2 separate regions of the Homo sapiens genome follow, and region 1 is linked to region 2. A link is an interaction called in ENCODE POLR2A ChIA-PET data of the cell type or tissue named here. Cell type or tissue: MCF 10A. All regions are shown on one strand.

Region 1 (2,500 bases), 92 kb after region 2:
CAGATGGAGCAGAGCCATGAAGGCTTGGGCAGGAGAGACTGAGCTAAGACTAGCGTGAGGGTCTTGAGAGCCCCCATGCCTGGCCTCCTTCCTCTGGGGCCCCCTCCTTCAGTCTACTGTCTGAGACCGGATCCTGTAGCCAGACGGAAGAAAGGAATTTGGTATCCTCGATTTCTAGCTCTGTTCTTGTTGGCTCCTGAAAAGAGGGTTCTGCTGCACCCTGCTTGTGGATTCCTTTGTTTCTGACCCAAATGTTACTGGGGTTGTAGTTAGACCTAAAAGAACTTTTCAGATCCAAAGGAACTGCGGATTCAGGACAACCATGGGAAGGGGAGCCCTTCCATGGTCTGGGGCTTAGACTAGAGTGGGGCGCAGGCCCAGCCTGAAGCTGTAAAGGCAGAGAATGAGTGTGAGCAGTGGGTGAGGGATTCAGGCTGGCAGAGATCACATTCTTCCTCAAATCATAGTGCCTCTAAGCAGCCACATCATCTGGTTCCCAGCTGAGGACAGACTTGGCTTTGGTTGTGTGGGAGCTGCATGTGCACATGTATGTACATTACGTGCACATGTGTGTATGCAGAGCATCCCAGCCTCCTGTGTTGATTGGCAGCTCCCACTCACACCCCTTACCCCACCGCCAGTGCCTGGCTTCCTTATCTCCGGGCCAACCTTTAGGGGGCTGGCTTCAGGATCCCCGCACCCCAGTGGCCCTGTTAGCACCTCCTCTCTCCCTTGTTAGCGCCTCACAACCCCTCTTCCTCCTCCGGCCCCAGCTGTCCCCCCAGAGAGAGGCCCTGTGGCTTGCAGCCCAGTTCTCGCCTTCTGATTCCACTTCAGCTTCTACTTTTTGAAGCTTGGTTTTTCTCCCAACCCCTAACCCCCCTGCCCTCTCCATTTCCCTCTTGTCCATGTGGAGGGGTCTTCTGCAGAACATCAGAGCCTGGGGGAGGAAGCTGGATCCCCCCACAACTGAGCACGACTTCTCTTCCAGGCTGGGGCTGAAAGGGTGGCGCACAGACAAAGTGAGCCCCTCCCCATCAGCCTTCCCTGCCTGGAGGGTGGGAGGGGGGCAGTTTGGGAGGGACCCCTGTACTAGGGGCTAAAGCTAAATCTGGTGCCAACTCTGCCCCCTCATGGGGGCAAAACCTCATTCTGTGGCAGCACTGAACGAGTGGGGTGAGGCGGCAGGGCCCCTGGGTAGAAATGTCCTTTTCTGCCTGTCCACTCCAGGCAGCTGTGCCCGACCTGAGCCTGGGTTGCTGAGTGGGACAGGGTGGTCCTGTGCCCGGAGTCAGGTTGTCAGGCCTCCAGGACTGTAGGTTTCCTCTACGGAAGGGCCCCTTCCCTGCGGGCTTTGATGTGTCTGCGAGGTTCGTGGAGGATGTTTGGCTTCAGGGCCCAGTGCCAGGATAAACTCCCTCTGCCTGCTGGGCCAAACCACTACCTCCTCCCTGCCTGGCTCTCCTGCCTCCCCCAGCCTTGGGCCTGGCCTCCTCCAAGGCTAGCACTGCCCTGCCTGCTTACTGCGGTGGGCACCAAGACGCCACTGTTACTGCTACTGGGGAGAGACCTGTGGGCAATCCTGGTCCCCAAGGCTGGCCCAGCAGTGCCTGCTGCTAGGTAACCGAGGTCCTGCTCCAGGTGGGGGATGCTGGACCCCAACTGCCAGCAGGGATGGGGATGAGATGGAGCAGGGGGGAGGGGGTGTCTACGTGGAGCTGCTTGCACAGGCTTCAGCTCTTCCAGATGTGCAGAGGTTCCAGATGTGGGGATGACTCAGCCCGGAATGAGGAGGGGTGGGCGGTGCATGGGGGAATGGTGAGCAGGGGGATCTGAGGCCCTGAGCAGCTGCCAGCTGCTGCCTCCTGTCCTCCGGAATTTGCAGCCCCTCAAAACCCCAGAGGTGGGCGAAGTGGTATTTAATAGCTGCTGGGAGCTGCCCATATGTGTGGCCCTCAAGTGTCCCACCATGTGCTGGGAAAGAGACCTCAGGGCCAGGGGCTCAGCTAGGAGAGAGAGAAAGGGAGAAAGTGGAAGGCGGGCAGAGGAAGTGGGAGGAGGACCGAGAGTGGCAGGGAGGACGGAGAGTGGGAGGGGCAGGGAGAAGCCCAGGACTAAAATGGTGGCCCCTACTTGGGCCCACTTTCAAGTGTGGCACTGGGAGGAGAGTGTATTGGTTCAGAGGACTGTGTGTGTGTGTGCGCACGTGTGCGTGTGTGCACGCATGCAAGCAAATGTGACCTTGCTGCTGGAGTGGAGGTTATGCGGGTGGAGAAGGAGCTGTGTTGGGTGAGCATTGTGTGTCTGGTGTGTGTATGCTGCGTTTGTGAGCTGGGTGCTGGATGATGTGTATGTTGGGTGTGGCAGAGTGCAGGAGCATGTTCTATACCATCTGTGTGATAGAGAAGGACTGTGGGTACAGCGACTGTGTAGTGATGGGCTGTGATGGGGAAAGGGTGTTTGTTTATGCCAAGTTACATGTGCCTTTGGATGCAGAAGG
Region 2 (2,500 bases):
CTCTGGTTCTTGCCTGTGGGAGGGGACACCCCTCCACTGTCTGTAAGGTGCAATTTCCCGGGTCCTCCACGGGTACTGGCTGGGGCCCTGCTACCTGAGTCGCCCGTCTGCTTTGACAGGCCCCAGCTCTGATTTGGGGTCGGGGGACAGAGAGCTCCAGCTGGTCAGTCTGCAGGGCTCCAGGGAGGGGCAGGGAGAGGGGCCTATGGCACACAGTCCAGCCACGGACCAGAAGCTGCTCAGTTCCCTGTCTGTCCAGGCCTCGAGCGCAGGGCCTGTGAGCTGTGTGTGCCGCTGGGCAGCCTCCTCCGCGAGCTCCGGCTGAGGCAGGTTCAGGATGCTACTCAGGCCCTGGAAACTCTGCTCCATGTACTCGTTGTGGGGTGGCCCTGCGTGCAGCCAGCTGGCATCATCTGTGGGTGCAGAGCAGGCAGTAAGCACACCCCCTGCAACAGACTCCGTGGAGGCCAGACCCAGGAGTTGGGTCTGGGTACCCCAGTTCCTGTCACAGCCCTACTTCTGAGTCACAGCTTGCTGAATGACCTTGGGCTAATCCAAGGGACTTTCTGTGCCTATAAAACTGAGTTTTATAAAATCAAGGCAGTAAGCCTTAGATTCCCAACTTTAGGATGCAGTAAAGCAGTGGGTTCAAGGCACTTTAGAAAAGGGAACAGTCTGGTTTGTGTCCCATACCCTTTCTTGACCATCATTGGTGGCTCCTAGAGCCCTCAGAAGCCTGTACTCGGGCACTTCAGCTCTTCATGCACAGACAATGGCCAGCTTTGTCCCCTTGGCTTAGAGCACCTCCTCTGACTTTGTCCTTGAGGCGCAGCCCCTGTCCCTACCTGCTGTGCATTGTTGCCATTCTTCCCTTGACTGGGAGGTCCAGGTGTGCGGGGGACACAGCTTGCCTGCCCTGGATCTGCTGCAGCCCCACCAGCACCCCCTCCTCCTCTAGGGTACCCCACCTCTTAACCACCTTCTTGTGATAGGACGTGGTGGGGGAAGGAAACACCTACCAATTGATCACCTCCTGCATACCGGCCACTTTCCCTCCAGAGGCTCATCCCTCATAGCTCCCAGGGGGAGTTACTTATACTAGGCCCTCCCTTGCAGGAAATTTGCCCAGCCTGTGTCTCTGTTCAGAGCCTGCTCCCTTAGCCTCAGCCAAATGGGCAGAGAGCCACATGACCCTGCCCACCTGGCCAGACAGTGGACTGGGATAGCCAATCAGATTTGCTGTCCCAAGAATGTGAAACCTGGGGACTAAAAGTCTCTGGTCAGTGTCTGTTGCACTGAGAGGCCATGGATGGGGAGCCAGAGCCTGAGGCCAATGCATAGAGACAGGACAGGATGAGGAACAAGATAGCCCCAGAGAGATGGAGAAAGCACCTCTGGTTCACAGTGAGGCCTGAGACATTTCCTAGCTTTGTGAAGGAGACCTCTGCATTCTTCCAGTCTTCTCCCCTTTTTAACTCAAGCTAGGTTGAGTGGATTTGTGTTGCATGAACCAGGAGGTCCCTGATAGGTGTACTATTCCAGCTTCACGTGCTAAGACTGAGGCCCAGGAAGGCCAGGTAACTTCCAAGGACAAAAAGCCAATGAACTTGTGAGAGTTATGTTCCAAACCAAGTGTGCATGACTGTAAAGCTCCCTTTTCCACCACACTGCAGTGCAGGACCCTGCATGCTACAGGAAAGAAGATGAAGGCCCCAGCCCTTCCATGCTTCCCTGACTCTAGGGATGGGAGTCAGCTCTGATGGTTGGCTTCTTGAGGTCACCTCTCTGGCGAGTCCTATTCTGTCTGGCTTCTGGGCCTCATTTGAGAACTGCACGCTTACCTTTCCTGAGAGGTAGTTTGCGGTTGAAGGTCAAGGGCAGCACAAGGAAGCGGGTCTCACCCAGCGGTTCCCAGAACTGAAGGAGTCGAACAGTCCAGGGCCCTGGCCGCAGGGGCCGGCTCAGTGGGGGCTTGTATTGCGTGACCTCAGTCTCCGTATCTACTGTGATGTCATAAGATGTGGCCACCACATAGGTTGGGTCGATCCAGACCACTGTGGCTGTGAGGTTGGGGCCCCGGGCCCAGCGCTGCACGGCCACAGGCTCGTCCAGCGGCCCCAGTAACCCCCCAAAGTTCCGGAAAAGACGCTCTTTGGGGTCCCAATCAGTGCCAACCTGTAGAGAGAGAGGCAGCTGGGCAGGAGTGTGGGGGAAAGGTCCTTCTCCCTCCTCTGAAGCTGCCTCTCACTGTGTAATCTCAGGCCAGTCACTGTCTCTTTCTGGGCCTCAGTTTCCCCATCTGCAAAATGAAGGGGTCAGACTAGGAGACCTTTAATATCTCTCCCAGCTCTGAGATTCGTTCTAGGCTTCCATTCTGACTGCTAGGCAGTGGAGGTCAGTCCCCCTTATTGGGGACAATACGGCAGGGATGAGGTTCAAAGTCCTGCCCAGAGACCATTCCCACATGAAGCCAAAGCCTCTGAGAAAGAGACTATGAGGA

Evidence for each region. ChIA-PET counts read pairs that join two places held together with the same protein. Peaks named below come from ENCODE experiments on the same cell type or tissue, not always from the same donor. Only the 100,000 strongest peaks of a DNase experiment are listed, where the experiment ranks them.
Region 1: POLR2A ChIA-PET joins it to region 2 with 5 read pairs; 3 of 35 experiments call an interaction of 5 or more read pairs at or near these places.

The regions. Positions count from the first base shown.
Region 1 is chr17:50,265,746-50,268,245 of GRCh38, reverse strand. No RefSeq gene overlaps it. Among named protein-coding and RNA genes, the nearest start is that of TMEM92, 7.5 kb to the left of the region's middle. In MCF 10A, no CTCF peak of the experiment used is centred here; a DNase peak (open chromatin) is centred at 1,395.
Region 2 is chr17:50,357,882-50,360,381 of GRCh38, reverse strand. XYLT2 (xylosyltransferase 2) reads right to left here. Exons shown (of 11, transcript NM_022167.4): 10 at 1,842-2,175; 11 at 1-413. The coding sequence ends at 91. Among named protein-coding and RNA genes, the nearest start is that of XYLT2, 13 kb to the right of the region's middle. In MCF 10A, no CTCF peak of the experiment used is centred here; no DNase peak of the experiment used is centred here.